Regions from separate parts of the Mus musculus genome. Here region 1 is linked to region 2. The links are chromatin loops, found by intact Hi-C in ENCODE. Cell type or tissue: gastrocnemius. All regions are shown on one strand. Each heading gives the region's core, and the rest is flanking DNA. Links, peaks and the distances in the headings are about the cores only.

What was found. A loop is a pair of places that touch in the nucleus more often than their neighbours do. Peaks named below come from ENCODE experiments on the same cell type or tissue, not always from the same donor. Only the 100,000 strongest peaks of a DNase experiment are listed, where the experiment ranks them.
Region 1: it touches region 2 in a loop (1.8-fold over the local background); 4 of 42 quality-filtered maps call a loop at or near these places.

What each region holds. Positions count from the first base shown.
Region 1 is chr1:10,202,778-10,208,168 of GRCm38, reverse strand. Arfgef1 (ADP-ribosylation factor guanine nucleotide-exchange factor 1(brefeldin A-inhibited)) reads left to right here. Exons shown (of 38, transcript NM_001102430.1): 7 at 3,260-3,361. Among named protein-coding and RNA genes, the nearest start is that of Arfgef1, 27 kb to the left of the region's middle. In gastrocnemius, for the core only: no CTCF peak of the experiment used is centred there; a DNase peak (open chromatin) is centred at 2,566.
Region 2 is chr1:10,152,631-10,158,021 of GRCm38, reverse strand. Arfgef1 (ADP-ribosylation factor guanine nucleotide-exchange factor 1(brefeldin A-inhibited)) reads left to right here. Exons shown (of 38, transcript NM_001102430.1): 27 at 1-122; 28 at 978-1,108; 29 at 3,612-3,741; 30 at 4,280-4,415; 31 at 4,498-4,636. Among named protein-coding and RNA genes, the nearest start is that of Arfgef1, 77 kb to the left of the region's middle. In gastrocnemius, for the core only: no CTCF peak of the experiment used is centred there; no DNase peak of the experiment used is centred there.

The sequences.
Region 1 (5,391 bases), core at 182-5,181, 50 kb before region 2:
ACCCATTTTATTTTTAAATAGGGACTCTGACTGGCTTAGAGACTCGCCGGTGAGGCTGGGGTGGCTAGCCAGCGGCCCCCAAGGATCTGCCTGACATTGCCTCCCCAGAACGGATGTTATAAGAACATACTGCCGTGCCCAGTTTACATGTGTACAATGCATTCTGATTACTCTAACCTCTCACCCCTCTTCTCCATACAAGTTCCTTTTTCATATTCATGTTTTTGTTTCTTTTGTGACCAAGTGTGTTTAACCAGGGCCATCAATGTGACTGAGTATATGATAATCTGTTGGCGTGTAGTGGGCTTACCAGAGAGCCCTGATGGCAGTGGATAGTGGGGAGTGAGTCTCCAGTTTCTAGAATCTATCACTGATCACTAGTTCAGTCAGAACTGGGGGAAGGAAATCTCTTGAGAACCTCTCCCATCTGGTGGCCATTAACAGGCCCGTTCTTATGCAGGTTGTGTGTAAGCAAGTACAGTTGCTTTGAGTCCATGATTGGAATGGGTGTATCATGCCTAGAAGAAAGATGGCATTCTGTAGCTCTTTCCGTATTTTTACATTGTTTTGGTTCCCTCATCTGCAGTTTTCTTGATCTTTATAGACGATGGTATAAATGTCTTCTTTATAGTTCAGCATTTAGTCTCTATTCTTAGCACCTAGTATAGTTATATATTCTTGCAAAAACAGGTCCTTTGGGGTAAGGCTGAGCATAGCATTTGCCTTTGATGCCCAGCTGGTAGTTTTGCTTTGAAGTTTTGCTGTTTTGCTATGGAGCTTTGGCTGTTCTGGAATGTGTTGTATAGACCAGCCTTGAACTCACAGAGATCTTCCTGCCTCTGCCTCTCTCTGCCCCTCTGCCTCTGTCTCCCTAGTGCTGACCTGAGCTTTTTTATTTTTTTTTATGTTTATTTATTTATTTATTTAGGTTTTTCGAGACAGGGTTTCTCTGTATAGCCCTGGCTGTCCTGGAACTCACTCTGTAGACCAGGCTGGCCTTGAACTCAGAAATCCGCCTGCCTCTGCCTCCCGATTGCTGGGATTAAAGGCGTGGGCCACCAACGCCCGGCTTTATTTTATATGAGTTCTGAGTATCAAACTCAGGTCCTCATGCTTCCATGACAGGCAGTTTACTAACTGAGCCATTTTTCCAATCTTCTTTTTGCTTTATTTGAAAAAGCTACCTTAGGCAAACCAGCTATTCACACTAGGTAAATTCACCAACGGAATCCATGTGTTTTGCCTAAATTGCTTTTGACCAAATTGATCCTACTTTTCACTACATGTTTAAGTTGATTCAAAGGGCTGATCTCTGACAAAGGTGGGATTTTATTTGTTCATTACATTCAGCAAACATATGTTGAGCATTCTGTGTTTTATGTTCTCAATGCTAGAATTTTGGGTTAAGATGATAGATACAGCAGTTGCTTTTCATGTGTTTACTGCTTTTAGCCTACCTAAAGGATCCGATGAAGGTATAATGTATGGTTTCCTAGAGGTGGCATGCGTAGGTAGTTAGGTTGAGGAAAATTAGGAAAATGTGTATATATAGAGAAGGCAATGTTGTTTTCGTTGAATTGTAATTGATAAAAATGATTAGCTAGAAAATGGGGAAAATATTTGCAACAGAAATAACATGGGCTGTGTGTAACAGAGAAACATGTACTATGTGTAAGGACACCACTGTAGATGTCTTATAGAATGCAGGGTTTTCAGTAAGGAAGGGATTATTTTGACCATGAAGGCATTGTTCTAACATCTGGTATAAATAAATCTTGAGTTCAGAGTGCATATTTTAGAGCACAACTTGATTAGTTGAGTAAAGTTGCACATTATTTGTTATTATAACAGAGTATTATATTATTGTAGGTATTGCTAACTTCTCTAGGCAGTTCTTGTGTATTATATATATATTAATCACTTATACATTTCTGTCAATTCACATGAATATTTATTTACTATGTTGTAGATACTTTTAGATAGTGGTTCTGTATATTTACTCACATTGAAATAGTTTTTGGAGTTGGAGAGATGGCTCAGCAGTTAAGAGCATTGATTGCTTTTCTAGAGGTCATGAGTTCAATTCCCAGCAACCACATGCCTGCTCACAACCATCTGTAATGGGTAGGATCCAGTGCCCTCTTCTGGTGTGTCTGAAGGCAACTACAGTGTACTCATACACAAAATAGATAAAGAAATCATTTTTTTAAAAGAAATTTGTTTTCAGACTCAAGGTGTTTTAGCCAACTATAGGACAAAAATAAAAGCTTAGAAATGGTAGAAAAATACCCACACTTAAGTTTTTTTCCCCACAGAGGAATATAAAGGCTATTTTTTTCTGGTAAGTTTACTGATTGAACACACTTAACAGATTTCCCACTGTGACACTGCCTATGTTGTAGAACGTGGCAGGTAGTAGATTAAAAACAGCACAATTATAGAGAGGACAGACTTTGGAAAAACAGCATTGTTAAGTCATAATCCTTTATAATAGTCTGCTTGGGGAGCAGTGGAGACATTACTGTAGCCAGAAGATACAAAGTTGGCAGCCATTTGGCATAGGGGGGTGTTTGCCAGGTTCCTGGAGCATCCTAGAGCTAATTGAACCACCTTGAGACACTTTCAGCATCCTCTTTGTAGCCATCTATACAAGCTTTCAGATTCCATTGTTTTCTTTAGCTGCTCAGAAGTCCTGCAATATGTCTCTCTTTATTTTTTTTAATAAAAAAAGCATGAATTCAGTTTTACATTAGAAATGTAAATTCTTATGTGAAGAAAGAGTGAGCAAAACACTAATGTTGTCCCAAGTGGCTCAATATCTGTCTCCTTAGGTATTTTCTGTAGTAAAATGCAATATTAATAATTATATCAAATAAGATTTAGTTACTTTAGTTTGATGTTGGATAAGGTTTAGTACAGACTTATATGTACTAAGTACATGTCAATGTGCACAAGACATTAAAAGTGCTTTATTTAGAATACCATTAGAAGTTTGAGTCTTTGTAGGACTAATCTATGGAATCTCATTAAGTTGAATAGTTAATAGCTATTCAATCAGATTGAACCCTGTTAAAGTGAGTTTGAATTTCAAAAATACTTAAGTATTGACTTGGTCACAAATTCTGAAAATTTAGCAAGGTAGTGTCCCAAAATATTTACACCCATTTGATTTTCTTTAAAAAGTGTTTCATTATACATGTCTAGTAGAGGTTTCTTAAAAAGTTAAAATAATGTTGTCTCAAATTTTTGTCTTTCAAAGCATTATCTAAAAATGATATCTTGTATGATGGAGACTATGAAGAAAAGCCACTTGATATTGTCCAGAGCATTGTAGAAGAAATGGTGAACATCATTGTTGGAGGTAGTGTACTTTATTTGAAATTAGTTTATTCTGTTTTACAGGATTTCATCTGACCATGGAAATACTATGATATGGAACCAAAGGAGTAAAATTGTAAATTCTGAAATTAGTGTTTGTATGTTTGTGTATGTCAGCCACATGCAGTATGCCCCTCCCCGGCCCATTCAGGCTGCTTTCTAAGATCTCTAGTGAGATGCTTTTAGCCACCAGATAGCATCAAACCCTGTATCTACCCCTTTTCCTTTCTACAGGTATACAGGTGCAGTCCCTTCTCATGCCCTGTGCTCAGACATCTGTGTCTGTAGATCAGCAAACCAGTAAGCATCTTTCTCCACAGTTGCTGTAGTAACTTCAGCGTAGGACTTTTTCTCCATGTAAAATTGTTACATTTTTTACTTAAAGTACTTTGCCACTTTTCTCCTTTTAAAGTTGCCGTTCTGGACTTCACTTACTCTCTGAAACTATTGCTAACTACAAGAAGGGCTATTCAGATATATGGTATATGTGTCACAGCAATGGATCTGGCAACAGTCGCAGCATTGAGTGTCTGCGTAACATAAAGAGATGATTAGATTTAAGAGTGGTGAGTTGGTATAATACATGAGATGTCCGATAATAGAAAAAAATTATAGAAGCAATTTAACAGGGTTATAAGTTCCAAAGTCAGAATTTTGGATTTTATTCAAAGCCAACAGAATCAGTTTTGGAGATTTTAGAACTGAGAATTTTGATGAGAAATCTAAACTAAGTCTGCGAAGTGGAAGCCCTGTAAGAGACTAGCACGGTAGACTGGTCTAATTGTAGTAAGACTACAAAGTGAAAGAAAGCAGGAACTTTAAGGCAACAGGCTTTCTAGCCACTTAAGGAGCTAAAGAAGAGAAAATAAGTATGTCACACGCAGCTCCAGGGCTGCTCCACAGTGTGTTGACTCACTGAGAAGACTCACAAGACTCAACATAAGAGCTGTCCTCATTGAGAAGTTTTATTACAGCCAAAGGTACAGAGTAATACTATTAAAGGAAGAGACAGATGAGAGATAGGAGGTAAACTCTAGAGGAAATCAGCTGTCTACTTTCAGGAACTAGGATATTTTTAGTTCCTCCAGTATCAAATTATTAAATATTAACAAAATGTTTAATATGTATTTGAGGCATGAGGACTAAAATTTTAATTGCTGACACATCGTACTTTCTGCCTAACATGCACTAAAATTCTAAGCTCCCACAAGAAAACTTGGTTCACTATGGTGCAAACTGTTTATACAAACGTTTGGACTCAGTGAGCCATATTGATCAGCTCTGGATAGAAACACTACTAAAATTTAAGATACCAAAAATTAGCTAAAGGACAACACTTAAATATGCTTTTCTAAGCTGTTACCTCTTTTCTTCATTGGTAGCATCCCAGTTATAAAGCTCAATACACTAGATGTTTAGTAATACTATTGGCAGAATTCAATGATAGTATACAAGGTACTTGGAGAAAAGCACTAATACTTTTGGCACACTGAATGTGACGGAATCTGTATAGTCATATTATAAACACAATGCAAACTAGCACTTTGCCTAAACAGAGAGCAGGTGCTACTGGTGCATGGTTAGCAAGCTCATGTCACTGTGATGGGTATTTGAGGAAGTAACTTGACGGGAGAAAAGATATATTTTGGTTCACATTTTAAGAGATTTGAGTTCAGGATCAATCAGTTCTAGGGCTCCTGGGCTGTAGTATGGCAGAAAGCATGTGCTGGACCCAACTTTTCTCCAGGAAGCTAGGCAGCAAAGAAGAGGGGGTGAGGGCCTATCTCCCAGGGACTACTTACTCCAGCCAGTCCCCACCGACTAATGACACCTCCAAAAAATAGTGCCACAAGCACATAAGCCTGTGATAGACTAACATTCTGCTCTTTACCCTGAGAGGTTCATGAACATCTCATATAAAATGCAGTTGGTCTAATTCCATGAGTTCCCAAAGGACTAACAGTTACAACATGGTTTAAAAGTCTTCACCAAAGCAAATTTAAGTGACCTGAG
Region 2 (5,391 bases), core at 328-5,327:
CTTTCCAGGATGCAGTGAAGTGTTTGTCTGAATTCGCATGTAATGCAGCTTTCCCAGACACAAGTATGGAAGCAATCCGACTTATTCGCCATTGTGCAAAATATGTGTCTGATAGACCGCAGGTATACATCATTTAGTAAACAAAATTTAAATATTGAGTACAATCTTATATCTATATTTGTTTGGGAAGTCAGGGTAGAGGAAGCATGTATTTTGAGCCCAAAAATCAGTCTGAACTTGATTCTGAGTTAACATGGCCAGTGACTGTACTTGCCATTTTACTGTAGCTGTCAGGTGTTCTATGTGTATTTATTAGTTTAATTTTCATAACACTAAGTGGGGCAGGCAGTGTTACAGCTTTATTTAGATAAGGAAACAGGTACAGAGAAGTTTTAAAATGTGCCCATAATAGCAAAGCAAGTAAAGGAGAGAGGGTTTGAAGTCTGGCCCTGTTTCTAAGCATCTTACCTCGTTGCCTGTCTGCCTGTGCTCTGCAGCACTAAGCTGTGGGGGAATGTGTACTTAAGCACTGAAATAAAATGCTGGGTTGACAATCTGGCTGCTAATTTTAATTTGAATATCTGAGTCTGTGATGTGTATGTGCTGAGAAGGAGTATGTGCACAGTGTGTAGGTAGGTCTTTACTGAGACCAGAAGCATCTGCACTCCTGGAGCTGGAGTTAACAGGCTATTGTAGACCACCTTACAGGAGTGCTAGGAACCAAACCCAGCTCTGCTGCAAGAGTAGGATATACTCTTAACTGCTGAGCCTTGAAAAGCTAACTTTGTTTAAATAAAAAGAAAAAATTTAGTTTAAGGCTCTTTACAGACAGTGTATAAGTCTTTAGCTTTTTGTAAATTACTATGTATTATTTCTCACTGTGATTGGTAAAGCACTTAGTATTTTTCCTGAGAAATATTAAATTGACCATGTGAGTATTTAGCTTTGCCTTACTGATACCTCCTTTTCCTTCAAAGGCTTTCAAGGAGTACACAAGTGATGACATGAGCGTGGCACCTGAAGACAGGGTGTGGGTGAGAGGGTGGTTCCCGATCCTCTTTGAGTTGTCTTGTATCATCAATAGATGCAAATTAGATGTAAGAACCAGGTAACAATCCGGATTTGAACATTTAAGCTTTGCAGGATTTATTTTCGTTTTAATTAACTTTTCTTTTGGATACAAACAAGTTTACAGTTCGAGACCAGAAAATTTTTTTTACCAAATATATTAAGAATTAGTACAACTTAGCCTACCCCGGATATTACACTCTATTTGCACAGCCAATTTTAATGCCTATTGAACAGTAAACATGTTATGACTAAATTGATCAATTCAAGTTTTAATCATCAACTAAAATGAATGAATTTTTCAAATTCCAAATACAATTGGGGGTGGGGGAAGAGCAAGTTCAAGAGAGCACACAAGTTTGGTAGCCTGGTGGTGGTGGTGGTAGTGGAGGTGGTGGAGGAGGTGGTGGCTGTAGCAGCTGCAGCCTTTAATACCAGCACTTGGGAGGGAGAGGCAGGCAGATCTCTCTGAGTTGGAAGTCAACCTCATCTACAGAATGATATATAGGACTACCAGGGCTACACAGAGAAATCCTGTCTCTAAAAATGAAAAAGAAAAGAAAAAAAAAAAAAGAACTAGATAGGCACATTTTATATTATTACTTAAAAAAATGATTACTAGATGTTAGTGCAAAATGAAATTTTAGTCTATTTTTAACTTTTATGTTTAATACTATAAACATTTTTTTTAACTTTTTCTCAGAAACTGCAGTTAATGATAAAATTCTTTCCTGGAAAACAGTAGAACCATTTTTTAAAAATAAATGAGCTTTGCACCCCGTCCTTTCTGCCCCTCCCTCCCTCCCGTGTGCTTATGCTAGGAGGGTAAGCCCCACATGGTTAAGGGATTTTTAAATAATTAGTCTTGGATTTTAACAGGTTGCTAAGAGGGCCTCTATAAGCAGCTTACCCTGTGAAAGTACAGAGTAAAATGTCTGCTACGCTATAGACAGTACTGAGCTTTTTGAGAAACAGCTACTGTCTGAGCCTACATTGGATCATAGCCTTTTTCATCAGCATTTCTGCTATAACAAATAAAGCTCTAACAGTGAACCCTCCCACAACTGTAATTCCCAGTTTAATTTTGATGGGTACAGTTTTAACATCAGAAAGGAAGTCACTTTAGGTCAGTCTCTGCCCTTGCTTATAACATACCATTAGGTGTTACAGGCTGAGGTGCACCTGAAAAGACCAGGCTTATTTTACCTATCCACATAACACATGTTTTGAGAATCTTCTACATCTCAGACATGTGCAAGGCCTGGGCAATGTAACAGCATGTGACCTAGGCTCTGGACAGTCCTTTGGAACATTTTAGAGACATTTCTGTTTTAACTGACCATTTAATAAAAGTATTACTTCAAGAAAGATAATAAATCAGAAAGGCAATTTCAGTTTTAGTGCTTAAAAGCTTGGCAGTATGATCTCTAGGTGTTTTATTTGTTCATCACGTTCTGACTGCTTGCCTAAGTTGTTAGCACTGCCTAGAATATAGCAGGAACCAAGAGACATGCAGATCATGGAGATTAGGCCTCAGTGGGTTGGTTAATACATCTTTTCTGTGGAGATATTATGGGAGCAGTATCCATACTGGTAGCTGAAAGTCCCTGTAACCCTTGGATACAGATTTTTCCAAGGGGTGGTGGTGGTGGTGGTGGTGGTTGTTGTTCTTAGAATGCTGTGAGCCCTTTCACCCTTTCCCATAGTTCTGCAAAATTAATATTCACTCGAATGATGGCGTACTTCAGTCTGCATTTCTGTCTTAGTCACTGTGCTTAGACACCATAGCCATGGCGACTCTTATAAAAGAAAGCACTTAACTGGGCCTAACTCACAGTTTCAGAGGTTTAGTCCATTATCCCCATGGTAGGAAGCATGGCGCCAGGCAGGCAGACATGGTGCTGGAGAAAGAGCCAAGAGAGTACAGACAGCAGAGAGAGAGAGAGACACTGAGCCTTACTTGAGCATATGAAACCCCAAAGCGCATCCCAGTGATATAACTACCCCCAGGAAGGCTGCACCTCCTAATCCCTGTCGCGTAGTGCTACACTGTAGTGACCAGGTATTCAAAATAGGAGCCTATGGGGCCATTCCTAATCAAGCCACCACAGATTTATTTATTATTATATCTAAGTACACTGTAGCTATCTTCAGATCTCATTACGGGTGGTTGTGAGCCACCATGTGGTTGCTGGGATTTGAACTCAGGACCTTCAGAAGAGTAGTCAGTGCTCTTAACCACTGAGCCATCTCTCCAGCTCCATTTACAGTTTTAATAGCTAGACTAGTAGGAGTGGGAAAGGAAAAATAAATGATTTTCAGGTCAGAGCTTTTGCAGTTTTTATTTTCTGAACCTTGTGTCCTAAAGGAACCTGTAACTTTACAGCTTGAATTACATCATATTCAATATGCATTAACAGCCAGTGTTAACTTTAACAAGTATTAACTTTGATTTTTTCGTAACTTTGTAAACTTTTAACCCTTTCTTAGGAAGTTTTGCTTCTTTACGTTACAGCTTTCCTAATTGTGTTCTGTTATTTTAGGGGCTTAACAGTAATGTTTGAAATAATGAAAACATATGGCCACACTTATGAAAAACATTGGTGGCAGGACTTATTCAGAATTGTTTTCAGAATCTTTGACAACATGAAATTGCCAGAACAGCAGACAGAGGTAAGAGAATACCTTTAGCATAAAGTTAGAACAGTCTTCAGGTTTTCATTCAGTACATGCTCATGTCTGAAGTGAAGCACGTTGGACATGAAAGAATTCCTAGAAGTTCTTCAATACGTGACAAATAGTATTTTCTTTCATTAGCAAGAACACTATTTGGAAATATGACTGAATTAGTGATTTACTTTTTATATTCATTGCTTTTGTTAAACTGTCAGCTTCTCTTCCATATTTTGTTATAGTCACAGCTAAGAAATACCCGAAACTTTCATTAATATTAGATTCTGAATTCTAATAAAAGAAAAGAATTTCAAAGTAAAATTAGTTTTGTTTATTATGACGTACTATAAAACACTTATAGTTCAGGCTCTGTGGCTAGAGAGGCTCGTTTTTCCTCCCTGTCCTATAGATCAATATTAAGTGGAGACTTTTATAATTATGTTTAATGTAATTTGAGGGAGGAGACTTGAGACAGAGTCTAATGGTTGGTGGACAGCATGACCTTCATTTCATGACCTCCTTCCCCCCCCACCCCCAGAAAGCTGAATGGATGACAACAACTTGTAACCATGCCCTTTATGCAATATGTGATGTATTCACCCAGTATTTAGAAGTTCTCAGCGATGTACTTTTGGATGATATTTTTGCCCAGCTTTACTGGTGTGTACAACAAGGTAGGTGTGTACCAGTTATGTTAACACCAAGTATGACATGTGATGCTGGGATATGTAAGTGAATTGTTCTTTTCTTTTCTAGACAATGAGCAGTTAGCACGATCTGGTACAAACTGCTTAGAAAACGTGGTTATTCTGAATGGTGAAAAGTTTACTCTTGAAATCTGGGATAAAACGTGTAACTGCACCCTGGATATCTTCAAAACCACAATTCCTCACGCGTAAGATCCACATTTACACTTGTGTACTAACGGGGTTTGAGAGTGAGCAGTGAATACTGTAACAGCTGCATGGAGTGAGTGAACTGTGAGCCAAAACAGTCGGATTTTCCAAGATTTGAGTCATAACACGTTGACCCCACTGATTTTATAAGATTGTATTTGAACATACCACACCAAGTGAGAGTTTTCAGTCAGAGAAAGAAAGCACCCTTAACCTGTATTTCAGTTACAGAAGACTTACTAGTCTAAAGGAAATTGCTTATAAATACTACACTGGACTCCCAAATTGTCATCTTTCTGTTAGGAATGAGTTATAAATAGATTTTAATCGGTGAAGAAACCAAAACACGGCTTATTCACAGGATAGACTGGAGTCACACCCAGTACATCCCTGGTGCTCGGTCTGATATATATATGGCTTTAAGTCTGTAGGTAGACTGTAGAAACATTAAGTGTGCCCAGTACTGATATAAAATCATATGAAAACTATCAACTAGTCTACGTTTTTAACTTTATATCCTGTTTTGAAATATAATTTAAATCTGGTTTATGTTCTTAGAATACTTTTACAAATATTAACATTGAAAATAGGAAGTAAAATACAAGAAATACACTAGAAAAGTGGTCTATACTGAAAGATGCACAGTGATTTCTTTGACCAGCTTCCAATTCCTCAATACATTTATCTGGAGCAGGGTAAGCAGCTGACAGCTGAAACATGTCTGTCAGTGACTGTGTCTGTGACTCTGTCAAAG